2 separate regions of the Homo sapiens genome follow, and region 2 is linked to region 1. A link is an interaction called in ENCODE POLR2A ChIA-PET data of the cell type or tissue named here. Cell type or tissue: Panc1. All regions are shown on one strand. Each heading gives the region's core, and the rest is flanking DNA. Links, peaks and the distances in the headings are about the cores only. Region 1 overlaps CD59 (CD59 molecule (CD59 blood group)). Region 2 overlaps QSER1 (glutamine and serine rich 1).

Region 1 (4,000 bases), core at 1-4,000:
ATTATATACAGTATATAATATTTTATAATAAATGTGTTACTGGTTTGTGTATTTACTATATTTTTTATCATGTTAGCATGTAGTCCTTCTACTTACTAAAAAAATTAACTATAAAACAGCCTCTCGGGAGGCTGAGGCAGAAGAATTGCTTGAACCCAGGAGGCAGAGGTTGCAGTGAGCCAAGGTCGTGCCATTGTACTCTAGCCTGGGTGACAGAACAAGACTCTGTCTCTACAAAAGAAAAAAAAAAAAAAAAACAGCCTCAGCAGGCAGGTCCTTCAGGAGGTATTCCAGAAGAAGGCATTGCTCTCCTAGGACAGGACAGCCCCATGAGTATTCTTACCCCTAAGACCTTCCAGTGGGACAAGATGAAGAGGTGGAAAACAGTGATACTGATGATCCAGACCCTATGTAGGACTAGGCTAATGTGTGTGCTTGTGTCTTCATTTTTAACAAAAACAAGAAAAGTTTTTAAAAATTTTTTTAAATAAAAAAGCTTATAAAATAAGAATAGAAAGAAAATATTTTTGTGCCACTGTATAACATGTTTGTGTTTTACCCTGTTTTATTACAAAGGTAAAAACATTTACAATTAAAAAATTTCTAAAGTAAAGTGGCAGTAAACTAGGGTTGATTTTTTAAAATAAGCTTAGTGTGGACTAAATGTACAATATTTAAAACATCTACAGTAGTGTACAGCAATGTCCTAGGCCTTCACATTCGCCCACCACTCATTCACTGACTTCCAATCTCACAAGCTCCATTCACAGTAAGTGCCCTGTACAGGTGTACCATTTTTAAAATCTTTTGTGTCATATTTTTACTGTATTTTTCTATGTTTAGATATGGTCAGATACACAAATATTTACCACTGCATTACAGTTGCCTACAGTATTCAGTATAGTAACTTGCTGTACAGGTTTGTAGCCTAAGAGCAATAGGACATACCACATAGCCTGAGTGTGTACTAGGCTATTCCATGTAAGTTTGTGTAACTACACGCTATGACGTTTGCACAGAGACAGATATGATGGTGCTATACAAAGTAAGTCTAGAAGAGAGACAGGTTGGCTGCTAATTCAACCAATATTTACTGGCATCCTAGCAGTATAAACCATGGAAGTGTAAGCAAGGTTAAATGTACTTAGTCTTGAAGGAGCCTCTGATGACAGTGTCAAGTGGTCACTGCTGTAATGACGTTCTGAACAAGGGCCACATTTAAGGGTGCCTAGGACAGCTGAAGACTGTTGACTTTAGATAGACTTGAGCCGAAGTCTTCAAAAAGAGTGAGGAGGAGAAAACCTGTAACACTCCAGGGATTCTGATATAAGCCACTTTTATGTGGATAATTCCAAGGCTGGCTTTGGTGAGATTATTACCATCGTTAAGGCTGTTGTTTGAATATGATAATTCAAGTAAAGCACTTTGGTACGCTGCACGACACATAGTAAATGATTAATTGGTAGCAATTATTCATAAATTACTGTCTGTTCTCCCCAAGCTTCTAGGCTTCCCTAATTAAAATTCTGATAGCTTTAAAGCTTTTCAAGTTCCAATGCGTAATTACTGTTACAAAGCAGTAACTTGTCTGAATCACCAGCAGCCTCTAGTACAATATTAGAAGCTTCCAGTTATTTAGTTAAGACTTCAGCAACTAGAGCCATTTCTGGAATACTCTATGTGGACTCTGCCACTTGACTAAACTTCATTAAATTCCAATCCAGATACCCATCCCCTCAGAGGAGGAGGACAGGACAGTTATGCCTGCAGTTATAAACTGAGAAGTGTTGTGTTCCAAGCTCTGCATGGAATTGGGTAAATTAGCTACAAGCCTGAAATAAGGAAGTATGCATCTGCGTTTTTTTCTTTCCAGCACAGAAGATAAGAAACCACTTTCAGGGCAAGGACAAATACCTTCTTATACCCCAGTATCTAGCACACAGGCACTCAGTTATTTTTGGAGAAGAAAATCTACCATAATACCACTCTCTCAACTAATACATTTTTCACCTAACATGCTTTTTCTGAATATTAAAAAAACTGTGATAAGATACTTGGAGTATATACTTCTGGCCTTTATTTTCCTGTGTGCCCAAGGCTATTTTTCCAAAAATGGGACCATGATGGCGTGTTTTTTGTAGAAACTTTTCCAGTATTACTGAATAATCTAATGATTTTTAAAATGAAGTTTCAAATATTTTAAAAATAAATCATCCATGTGGCAAATTAAAAAAACTCAATAGAAACATAAACGAAGTGTATTCTTCCATGATGATAACACTATTAAATTACTTGGGAATCCTTCCAGAGAAAAATAAATGCACTTACCTCAATGTATATGTGCTTTATTTCCACAAATGGGTCACATTCTATACACTGTTCTGCATCTAGGGTTTTTATTGAGATATAATTCACAGACCAGAACGTTTACATTTTAAAGTGTATAATTCAGTGGCTCTTAGTATATTTACAAGGTTGTATGACTTATCGCAACTGTCTAATTCCAGGATCTTTCTGTCACCTTGAAAAGAAACCTGTTAGCAGTCAGTCCTCATTCCTCCCTCCTGCATGCCCCAGCAGTGACTGATGTACTTTCTGTCTTCATAGATTTGGCTCTCCTGGGCACTTCATATGCAAGGAATCATACAGTATTGTGGCACTTTGCGACTAGCTTTTTTTTCACTAAACATAATGTTTCCAAGGTTCACTCATGCTGTGGCATGTATCAGTACTTCATTCTGTTGTGGCCACATAGTATTCTATTGTGTGGATATATCACATTTTGTTTATCCATTCACCAGTAATGGACATATGGGTTGTTTCCACTTTTTAGCAATTTTGAATCATGGTGCCATGAACATTCATGTGGAAACTTGTGTGTGAACGTAGTTTTCAATTCAAACTACGATAAGATACTTGGAGTGTATACATCTGGCCTTTATTTTCCTGTGTGCCCAAGGCTATTTTTCCAAAAATGAGACCATGATAGCATGTTCTTATAGAAACTTTTCCTGTATTACTGAATAATCTAATGATTTTTAAAATGAAGTTTCAAATATTTTAAAAATTATCCATGTGGCAAATTTGAAAAACTCAATAGAAACATAAACGAAGTGTATTCTTCCATGATGATAACAGTATTAAATTACTTGGGAATCCTTCCAGAGAATGGCAGAAGTATATACACTTGTGAGTGGAATTGCTCAGTCAAATGGATAACTCTATCTTTAACTTTTTGCAGAAATGCCAAATTTGTCCAGAGTATCTACACCATTTTACATTCCCACCAGCAATGTTTGAGGGTTCCAATTTTTTCCACTTCCTTGCAACATTTGCTATTTACCATTTTCTTGATCTTAGCCATCCTAGTGAGTATAAAGTGGTATCTCACTGTGATTTTCATTTGCATGTTCCTAATGACTAATGATATCAAGCATCTTTTCATGTACTTATTGGCCATTTGAGAATCTTCTTTGGAGAAATGTTTATTCAAATCCTTTGCCCATTTTTTTTTAAAGAGGCAAGGTCTTGCTTTGTTGCCTAGGCTGGAATGCAGCAGTACAATCATAGCTCACTGCAGCCTTAAAGTCCTGAGTCCAAGTGATCCTCCTGCCTCAGCCTCCCAAGTAGCTAAGACTAAAGGCGCAACACCCTGCCTGGCTAATTTTTTTATTTTTTATTTTTGTAGAGTTGGGATATCACTATGTTGCCCAGGCTGGCCGCAGGCAATCCTCTCACTTCAGCCTCCTAAAGTGCTGGGATTACAGGTGTGAGCCATCACACTGGCCTCATTGTCCATATTTTAATTGGGTTAGTCTTTTTATTGTAGAGTTTAAGAATGTTTTCTATATCCTGGATACTATGCTCTTACATATGACTTTAAAAAAGAAATAGAGAGGGGGTCTTGCCATGTTGACCAGGCTGGTCTGAAACTTCCCGCCTCAAACAATTCTCCCATCTCAGCCTCCCAAAGTGTTGGGATTACAGGTGTGAGCCACCG
Region 2 (11,372 bases), core at 4,414-8,413, 790 kb after region 1:
TGAGGTCAGGAGTTTGAGATCAGCCTGGCCAACATGGCAAAACCCCATCTCTACTAAAAATACAAAAATTAGCTGGGCGTGGTGGCATAGGTCTCGAATTTCAGCTACTCTGGAGGTTGAGGCACGAGAATCACTTGAACCCAGGAGGCAGACGTTGCAGTGAGCTGAGATTGCACCATTGCACTCCAGCCTGGGTGACAGAACAAGACTCTGTCTGCAAAAAATAAATAAATAAATAAATAAATAAATAAATAAATAAATAAATAAAAAAGCGATGTATCAACATTCCAGTAGTTTTGCATCTTTGTCAATACTTGATCTTTTCAGTCTTCTTAATTTTAGCCATTCTAGGTGGGTTCAGTGGAGTATCACTGGGCTTAATTTGCATTTCTCTGATAACATACGAGGAGGTGCATTTTTCTGTATGTTTGTAAGGCTATTCTTTTAGCTTCTCTAGTGAAGTTTATTCAAATCTTTAGCCCTTTTAAAAGATCTAGGTTGTCATCAATTTCATTACTGGGTATACATCCAAAAGGAAACAAGTCATTCTACCAAAAAGACATTGACTTGCATGTTCATTGCAACATTATTCACAATAGCAAAGACATGGAGTCAACCCACACGTGCCCATCAACGGTTGACTGGATAAAGAAAATGTGGTACACAAACATCTTAGAATACCACACAACCATTAAAAAGAACAAAATCATGTCCTTTGCAGCAATATGGATGCTGCTGGAGGCTATAATCCTAATCAAATTAATGCAGGCACAGAAAACCAAATACCACATGTTCTCATTAATAAGTGGGAGCTAAACATTGCGTACTTGGAAATAAAGATGGCAATAATAGAAACTGGGGGCTACTAGAGGAGGGAAGAAGGGGGTAAGGACTGGAAAACAAACTGTCAGCTACTATGCTCAGTACCCAGGTGACAGGATCATTTGTATTCCAAACTTCAGCATCATGCTGTAACAAACCTGCACATGTACCCCCTGAATCTAAAATAAAAGCTGAAAATAAAACCAAACCTGGGTTGTTTCCCTTCTTATTGGGTTTTAAGAATTCTTTACATACCCTGGATCAAAATTCATTCTCAAATATATGTATTGGGAGTATTTTCTCCCAGTCTATTGGCTTGCCTTTTCATTCTCTTTCATTTTCCAGTGTCTTTATTTATTCCTTTTTTTTTTTTTTTTTTTGAGACAGGGTCTCACTCCGGTCACCCAACCTCAATTGCAGTGGCATGATCACGGCTCACTACAGCCTCCACTTCCCGGGCTCAGGTGATTCTCTCACCTCAGTCTCTCGAGTAGCTGGGACCATAGGCGTGCACCACCACCACCAGCTAACTTTTTGTAGAGACAAAGCTTGTCCATGTTGCCCAGGCTGGTCTGGAACTCCTGGACTCAAACAAGCAATCTACCCACTTTGGACTCCCAAAGTGCTAGGATTACAGGTGTGAGCCACCACACCTGGCCTCCACTGTCTTTAAATAATGAGGTTTTAATTTTTGCTCAGTGTGAATTATCAAGATTTTTTGTTTTATAGTTTGTGCTTTTGGTGTCCTAAGAAATCTTCACCAACCCAAAGTCACTAATACATTCTCCTATTGTTTTATTTTGTAAGTTTTAATGTTTTTGCTTATATGTTTAGGTCTGTGACTCATTTTGAGATCTTTTTGTGTGTATGGTATGAGGTAAAGTTCAAGGTTCAAATTTTTCACATTTTCGCTTTTTAAAAATTAGGTATAATTTGCATAGGTAGAATTCACCTTTTCTAGGGCTTTTTTAAATGAGATGGAGTCTTGCTCTGTCGCCAGGCTGGAGTGCAGTGGTGCGATCTCAGTTCACTGCAACCTCCACTTTCCGGGTTCAAGCGATTCCCCTGCCTCAGCCTCCTGAGTAGCTGGGACTACAGGCACCCGCCATCACACCCGGCTAATTTTTTATATTTTAGTAGAGATGGGGTTTCACCATGTTGGCCGGGATGGTCTTGATCTTCTGATCTCGTGATCCACCCGCCTTGGCCTCCCAAAGTGCTGGGATTACAGGTGTGAGCCACCGTGCCCGGCCTTTTTTTTTGAGACAAGAGTCTCACTCTGTTGCCCAGGCTGGAGTGTAGTGGTGTGATCTCGGCTCACCACAACCTCCACCTCCTAGGTTCAAGCAATTCTCCTGCCTCAGCCTCCTGAGTAGCTGGGATTACAGGCGTGCACCACTGCGCCAGGCTAATTTTTTTTTGTATTTTTAGTAGAGACGGGGTTTTGCCATGTTGGTCAGGCTGGTCTTAAACTCCTGACCTCAGGTGATCTGCCCACTTCGGCCTCCCAAAGTGCTGGGATTACAGGCGTGAGCCACTGTGCCCAGCCCTCTAGTGTGTGTTTTCATACCTGCATAAACAAACCACAGAAACCAAGGGAGAGAACACTTCCATCACCACAAAGATTCCCCCTGCCTCTCTGCAGTGAACCCATCCTACCACCAAGTCCCCAGATCTGTTTTCTGCTTCTGTGATTTTGCCTTTTCCAAAATGTCATATAGATGGAATCATTTAATATGTAGTCTTTGTGTCTGGCTTTTCACTTAGTGTAACACCTCTGAGATTCATCTATGTTGTTATTTCTATCAGTGATTCATTCCTTTTTATTGCTGAGCAGTATTCCATTGCATGGTTGTACCACAGGTTGGTTTGTTTTTTAAAACCTTCTCACCAGTTGAGAGACATCTGGGGCAATCATGAATATAGCTGCTATACACATGTGCATAAGTTTTTGTGTGAACATAAGTTTTAATTTCACTTGAGTAGAGAGATGGCTGAGTTATACAGTAATGTATCTTTAACTCAGATAAACTGCATGTTTTCCAGAGTGGCTATAACATTTTACATTCCCACCAATAATGTATGTCTAGTAACTCTGCATCCATATGGGCCCTAGGTATTGTTAGTTTGTAAGTTGTTACTTAAAAAAAAAAATAGGCCGGGCATGGTGGCTCACGCCTATAATCCCAGCACTTTGTGAGGCTGAGGTGGGTGGATCGCTTGAAGTCAGGAGTTCAAGACCAGCCTGGCCAACATGGCAAAACCCCATCTCTACTAAAAATACAAAAATTAGCCAGGCATGGTGGCACAGGTCTGTAATTCTAGCTACTCGGGAGGCTGAGGCATGAAAACCAATTGAACCTGGGAGGCGGAGGTTGCAATGAGCCGAGATCACACCACTGCACTCCAGCCTGGGTGACAGAGTGAGACTCTGGCTCAAAAAAAAAAAAAAAAAAAAAAATTAGCCATTCTAATTGATGTACAATAAGTATCTCACCATCTGCCATGTAGAAATCTTTAGTAAAAGTACTACTGAAATATTCTGCCCATTTTTATTGGGTTGTTTTCTATTACTGAGTTTAGAGAGTTGCTTATATATTCTGGAGCAAGTTCTTGGCCAGTTATGTTTTGCAAATATTTTCTCCCACCCGGTGGCTTTCATTCTTGCAACAGTATCTTTAGAAGGGCAAAAGCTCTTAATTTTGATCAGTTTTTAATTTATCTATTGTACTTTTGGTGGTGTACCTAAGAAATCTTTGCCTAATTTAAGATCTCAAAGATTTTCTGTTTTCTTCTGGAAGTTTTATAGTATTAACTTTTCCATTTAGGGCTATAATCCATTTGGAGTTAATTTTTTATACGTGGTGTAAAAGGTTGATACTCATTTTTAAAATTTCAATGTGCGATGGTTCCAGCACTATATATTGAAAAGATTATTCTTTACCTATTGAATTGTCTTGGCACCTCTGTCAAAAACCAATAAACCATATATATGGGTTTCTATTTCTTGACTATAGTGTTACACTGACCAATGTCTGTTCATATAAATCAATCCACAAATAACTATATTTTTATACAACTGTGTTTATAGTGTCTTCAATTCAATAACACAAATCTTCCAAATTTGTTCTTTTTCCAAAATTGTTTTGCTGTGCTAGGTAGTTCCACATACATTTGAGTTAGCTTGTCAATTTCTATGACAACAAAAAAACTGTATTGAATCTAAACATCAATTTGGGAAAAACTATACCATCTTAAAAGTACTGAATCTTTTAAGCCATGAATATGGTACAGCTGTTTCTGGTCTTTAATTTCTCTCAACAATCTTTTGTAGTGTTTAGTGTATAATTCTTACATGTATTTTGTTAAATTTATCCCTAAGTGTCTTTTGCTATTCTGTTCTAAATGATTTTGTAAAAAAACAAATTTGGAATACAACTTTCATACCATAAAGGTCACCCTTTTAAAGTATGCTAATCAGTGGTTTTTAGAATATTCAGACTTGTCCAACTGTCACCACAATCTAATTTTAGAATATTTTGATCATCCCCCCCAAATAAACGTGTATCCATGAGCAACTGGTCCTATTTCCCTCCTCTCTTCTGCCCCTGGCAATCACTGATCTACCTTCTGTCTCTATGGATTTGCCTATTCAAAATAACTCATAAAAACTGAATCATACTACCTGTGGCCTTTTATGACTGGCTTCTTTCACTAAATATGTTTTCAAGGTTCACCTTATTACAACATGGATATATCAGTACCTCATTCCTTTTTAGGGCTGAATATTCCATTGTATGGATATACCACATTTTGTTTATCCATTCATCAGCTGATGGACATTTGGGTTGTTTCTACTTTTGGGCTATCATAACGATGCTATGAACATTCATGTACAAGTTTTTGTATAGATGTATGTTTTAATTTCTCTTGGGTATATATATCCAGGAGTGAAATTGCTGGGTCAAATGAAAACTCCATGTTTAACATTTTGAGAAATGGCCAAACTGTTTTCCAAAGTGGCTGTACCATTTTACATTCCCACCAGCAAAGTATAAGTTATAATTTCTCAACATTCTCACTAATATTTATTATCTGTATTTCTCATCTATAGTAGACATCCTAACAGGTGTGGAGTGGTTCTGATTTGCATTTACCTCATTATGACTAATAATGTACAGCATCTCTGCATGTGCTTACTGACCACTTGCATCTTCTTTGGACAAGTGTCTACTCACATGCTTTGCTCATATTTTAACTGGGTTATCTTTTTATTATTAAAGTATAAGAGTTCTTTAAATATGCTGGATACAAATCCCCGATAAATCTGATTTTTAACATTGTTTTCCATTCAGTGGTTATCTTTTCACTTTCTGATGGTATCATGTACAGCACAAAAATTTTTTATTTTGAAGTCCAATTTATTTTTTCCTTTGTCACACTCATGCTTTTGATAGCATATCTAAGAAATAACTTGTAATCCAAGGTCATGAAGATTTATGCCCATGTTTTCTCTAAGAGTTTTTTAGTTTTAGCTTTTACATTTAGGATGACAGATCCATTTCAAATTAATTATTTTATATGGTGTGAGGTAGGAGTCCAGTTTCATTCTTTTGCTACTCAAAGTATAATGTAGAAATCCCTTAATACAAAAACCCAAATGCCCAACTGCTATTTTCAAAATACTCTTACGATTTTATATGCTTTTAAAATGATCATAGCAATCATTCTCTATATTAAAACAAGCTACATGTGTATTTCCTTACTCTGGCGGACAGAGCCCAGAAGCAATGACACTCCAGCAGCAAAGAACATACCTAGTGCCCAGATTGGTTTCTCGTACCATTCTCCAAGAAAAAGGAACCAAGGCTCCTTGGAGAAATGGCTGATTCTAGTACTGGGGCAGGAAATATACAAGATGAGTCTAGAGTATCTTGTAGTGCCAGAAAGTAAGAAAGTGCTAAAAAGAAAGGGGGCAGAAAGGGAGGGAGAAAAAAAGAAAAGACATTTATGTCAAAGGAACACACAAGCTATTTGAAAAGAGTTCCCAATGACCAAAGCAGGAACATTTTGAGCAACAAAATAGTACTGGCTTGTAACCCGAAGTATAAAATATATATCCATGGGTCCATACTGATAAACGATTGAATAAATAGAGAGGAAGAGACAAATTCCCCTTGAAGAATTCCCAATTAATTTATGTAGATTCTCTACCCTGAAGGAGGGAGACCATAACTCCCCACTCAGGTGTGGACTGCACACAGTGACGCCTTTCCAAAGAGTATAGTATTGAAAGGAGGAAAAAAAGAGTAACTTTACAGTGTAGAAACCTGACAAGAATCGACCAGGTGATAAAGGCTTTATCAGTAGTGATAAATCACGTTGATAGTATGTACCACTGACAGGATGTGATGAAAGTGACACTTTGCCCCTGTGGTCTCCCTCCTCAAAACCAGTAACACCGGTCTAAACATGAAAAGAAAAAACATTAGGCAAATTCCAAAAGAGGGGTATCCTACAAAATACTTGCCCAGTACTTCTGAAAACTGTGAAGGTTATCAAAAGCAAAGTAATAAGAGGTTGAGGCCAGAGAAGTGCTTGATACCAGACTGAGCAACATAGCAATACTCAGTCTCTAAAAAACTTTTAAAAATTTGCCAGGCCTAGTGGTGCTTGCCTGTAGTTTCCAGCTACACATTTCGGCCCAGGAGTTCGTAGGTGATCATGCCACTGAACTCTAGCCTGGATGACAGAGCAAGACTCTGTCTCTAAAAAACAAAACCGCAACAACAAAAACAACAAACTAAGCTGGAAAAACTGTCACAGATAAGAGGAGACAGAAAAAGACATTAAGTAAATCTATGGAAATCTGCATAAACTATAGGCTTTAGTTAATAATACTGTATTAATATTGGTTCATTAACTGTAACAAATGTCCCATACCAATGCAAGATGGTAATAATAGGGAAAACTAGGTGGGGGGTGTATGGGAACTCTATACTATGTTCCTGATTTTTCTGTAAATCTAAAACAGTTCCCAAAAATGAAGTCTACATTTAAAAAAATGTAAGCCATGCTAAATCTAAACACAACTTCCTAAGCGTTAGAATAATTATTGATCTAATTTATAAATATCAGGGGTTTTTGGGGGGAAGAGGGTGTTCCTTATAAATCTTTGCTAACTCCAATCACTTCTTGAACAGACAAGGAATTATTATACCTAACTGGTTTCCTTGCCTCTGCTCTTGCCCCTCCTTCCCCTCATCCTCAGCCTGAGTCATTCTCTTAAAAAGGTAAAATCAAATCATGAAAAACTTTCCAACGGCTTCCCACCTCACAAGAGCCACAACTTCTTACAAAGTTCTCAAGGCACTACATGATCTAGTTGCTGCTCCCTTACACCTCTGATTTTAGCTCCTATTTTTTACTCCCAGCCAGACAGGTCTCTTGCCTCATCCCTCAAACTCACTCCTCATTTCCCCTTAGGTCTCTGCTTAAATTTCACCTCTCAAGATTTCCCTGACCACCCCATAAAAAACAACATCCTTACTCTGTCCTCTCTCTCCACATGCCCTAACCCTCTTTATTTTTCTCCATGCATTAATAAACACTCAACATACTATATGTATTTACTATATATAGTATGCTAGTTTGCCCAGTATGCACTGAAAGGTAAACTCCTTAAGGACAGGGCCTTTGCTTTATTCACTGGTACATCCCAAGCACCCAGAATAGTATGTGGTACACAGCAGGTAGTCATAAATAATTACAACCCATGTACAGTTTCGGAAGAGAAATCAGCTTCAAGTTAGAGCTCAATAATCTCTCAAACTTCTACTGAGTGCCTACTTGACTGGGCAGGCATCCTGTTAAGGACTAGGGATTCAAAAATGAAAGATTAAGCCAGTAGGTCACTCCATGCTAATTAAAAACTGAATTATCTGAGACTTAATATTATTAATTTTAGGCATTATATCAGGATTTCATATAAGGCCAAAACCTACTTGAGCTACCATCTAATGATATTAATTACTGAAGCACAAAACAAGAGAGCTCCACATCATAAGTCACAGAAAGCAATACAGAGAAATGCTGGTTTTTTTTTTTTTTTTTTTTTTTGAGACAGAGTCTCACATTGTCACCCAGGCTGGAGTGCAATGGCACGATCTCAGCTCACTGCAACCTCTGCCTCTGAGGTTCAAGCGATTCTCCTGCCTCTCCCAAGTAGCTGGGACTATAGGCCGGTGCCACCACGCCCAGTTAGTTTTTGTATTTTTAGTGGAGATGGGGTTTCACCATGTTGGCTAGGCTGGTCTTGAACTCCTGATCTCAAGTGATCCGCCCACCTCGGCCTCCCAAAGTGCTGGGATTACAGACATGAGCCACCACACCTGGCCATAAAATAGGGTTTTTTAGTATCTTGTGTTCAATGGGATAAAGATTACATTTGACATTAAGTTAGCTGTGAATAAAGCAACAGTAGTTAACTGAATTAAGAAAATATTAATAAAATCTCATGCCTCCCTCAAAAAGTTAAACATCATTACCACATGGCCCAGCAACTCTACTCCCATATACCCATGAGAATGGAAACATGTTCACACAAAAACTTGTACATAAATGTTCATAGCAACATTATTCATAATAGTCAAAAGGTGGAAACAATCCAAATGTGCAAAAACTAATAAATGAATAAACAAAACGTGATGTAGTCAAACAAAGGAATACTATTCACCCACGAAGAGGCACAAAATACTGATACATGCTACAACCTGGAGGAATCTGGAAGTACTATGCTAAATGAAAGAAGCCAAACACAAAAGACCACATATAATTCCATTTAGAGTCATGCCCGGCCGGGCGTGGTGGCTCACACCTGTAATCCCAGCACTGCGGGAGGCCGAGGTGGGTGGATCACCTGAGGTCAGGAGTTCGAGACCAGCCTGGCCAGCATGGCAAAACCCCGTCTCTACTAAAAATACAAAAATTAGCTGGGTGTGGTGGCATGCATCTGTAGTCCCAGCTACTCAGGAGGCTGAGGCAGGAGAATCGCTTGAACCCGGGAGGTGGAGGTTGCAGTGAGCTGAGATCACGCCACTGCACTCCAGCCTGGGCAACAGAGCGAGACTCTGAGACTCCATCTCAAAAAAAAAAAAAATAGAGTCATGCCCAACATAACAATGTTTCAATCAACAGACCACATGTACAACTTACAATACCTTATTTTTACTGTACCTTTTCCATGTTTAGGGGTGTTTAGATACACCAATACTTACCATTGTGTTACAACTGCCTAGAGTATTCAGGGCAGTAAGATCCTGTACAGGTTTGTAGCCTAGGATTGACAGATCATACCATATAGCCTAGGTGTGTACAGTCTACACCATCTAGGTTTGTGTAAGTATACCCTAAGATGTTTGCACAGTGATATAATTACCTAACGACACATTTCTCTGAACATACCCCTTTTGTCAGGTGATGCATGGCTATATATGAAATGTCCCAAACAAGCAAATCCATGGAGACAGATTACTGCATTTGCTAGGGTCTGGGGAGAGGGGAAACTAGGAAAAGACTGCTACTGGGTATGTGGTTCTTTATTAGGTAATGAAAATGCTCTAGAAATTAGATAATGGTGATGGTTGTACAACCTTGTGAGTATTCTAAAAATTATTGAATTGTACGATTTAAAATGGTCACTCATCCATGTAAATTGTATCAATAAAAATTATATTCATCCAGCCGAGCGCGGTGGCTCATGCCCGTAATCCCAGCATTTTGGGAGGCCGAGGCAGGCGGATCACCTGAGGTCGGGAGTTGGAGACCAGCCTGACCAACATAGAGAAACCCTGTCTCTACTCAAAATACAAAATTAGCCGGGTGTGGTGGCGCATGCCTGTAATCCCAGCTACTCGGGAGGCTGAGGCAGGAGAACTGCTTGAACCCAGGAGTTGGAGATCACACCATTGCACTCCAGCCTAGGCAACAAGAGTGAAACTCCATCTCAAAAAAAAAAAAACAAAATTATATTCATCCAACCTTAGTGATCATTTTTAATTTTTCATGAACTACGCAACACTACCAAAAGAAGGTGGTTTCTAGATAAGCCTTGCTGTCATGCATGTATTCAATCTTTTATGGTTGGCCCATCTCCATATACCATATAATAATGTTTTTTAAAAATCTGTGCTTTATGGTTTTAAAATCAATTTCAGAAGGTATTAATCTTAGCAATAATAATCTGATAGTACTGGTCTGTTGAGATTGTTTATTTTTTAATCAAAAGCCAGAATTTCTTTTTTATAATCCTAAAAGGAAAAAGCATGCCTCAAAACATGGTCTTGATTTGTAATTCCACGTTTGGACCAGTATAGACTCGTCTTTGAATATAGGTACATTTATGTAAGATAGGACCTACTGTGGCCCAGCATAGCCCTTCTTAATCCCCAAGCCCTGGGTAGTCGTGGTAGGGAGAGAATAGTAAACTTTTACCATCACCTTACAAACTCCAAGTATTACCTCAGCTAAATCCTAGAGGAGAATGAACCAAGTCTCAATCTTCATATTCCCAGCCCTAGCATAAAACAAATCTTCTATCTCCTCCCCACACTCATGAGTAAGGTATGAAATTGAGGACAAGGAAGGTTAGAATTTTGCAAAGGGAAGTATCATCTTCTTTCCGTCACTGTCACATTTTAAAAAAAAATTATAATTTTCTCAAATAACCAAAACAGGCCAGGTGCAGTGGCTCACACCCATAATCCCAGCACTTTGGGAGGCCAAGGCTGGAGGATTGTTTGAGTCCAGTAATTCAAGATCAGCCTGGGCAACACAGTGAGACTCTCTACAAAAAATAATTAGCTGGGCATAGTGGCACCTGTAGTCCAAGCTACTCAGGGGGGCTAAGGTGGGAGGATGGCTTGAGCCCAGCAGGTCAAGGCTACAGTGAGCCATGATCAGGCCGCTACACTTCAGCTTGGGGAACAGAGCAAGACTGTCTCAAAACAAAAAACAACAACAACAAAAATTGAAACAAACCAACAAAGATTAGTTATCAGATTACCACTCTCTACACTGTTTAAGTGTGACCATTTTTTAGTCAACTTCACTATAACAAAGAAAATTAATTTCTAAAGCAGATATAGCTGAGGCAAAAAATTCATCTAAAATGTCCACTCATGCAGTGAAGATGGTATATGACTGTAAGATAAAATGCTTTTAAATATATGCTCTTATGGTTTATACCCAGATATTAATAACATATAAACCTACTCCTTGGGTAGCCTACTCTTATGTTTATGATGCTTAAGAAATAAAACACATTCCAGGTTTAAAAATCAATTAGCAAATGTTTCACGAAATATGTTAAATCTGAGAAAACAAGCCAGTACTTGCACACAAGTAATAAGTTACTTAAGCACTGAATAAATGATTTTGCCTTAAGTAGTCATATCACTTTGTTCTTTTTGTGTTAAATAATTTGGTCACAAATACCTAGAATATAATAAAAATAGAATTCTCTTTAAGCTTTGAAAATATTGTTACAGTTT

What was found. ChIA-PET counts read pairs that join two places held together with the same protein. Peaks named below come from ENCODE experiments on the same cell type or tissue, not always from the same donor. Only the 100,000 strongest peaks of a DNase experiment are listed, where the experiment ranks them.
Region 2: POLR2A ChIA-PET joins it to region 1 with 7 read pairs; 2 of 35 experiments call an interaction of 5 or more read pairs at or near these places.

The regions. Positions count from the first base shown.
Region 1 is chr11:33,711,194-33,715,193 of GRCh38, reverse strand. The region is part of intron 3 of CD59 (CD59 molecule (CD59 blood group)); the gene reads left to right. Among named protein-coding and RNA genes, the nearest start is that of C11orf91, 12 kb to the right of the region's middle. In Panc1, for the core only: no CTCF peak of the experiment used is centred there; no DNase peak of the experiment used is centred there; H3K27ac peaks cover 406 bases.
Region 2 is chr11:32,914,391-32,925,762 of GRCh38, reverse strand. All of the region lies in intron 1 of QSER1 (glutamine and serine rich 1), which reads right to left. Among named protein-coding and RNA genes, the nearest start is that of QSER1, 27 kb to the right of the region's middle. In Panc1, for the core only: no CTCF peak of the experiment used is centred there; no DNase peak of the experiment used is centred there.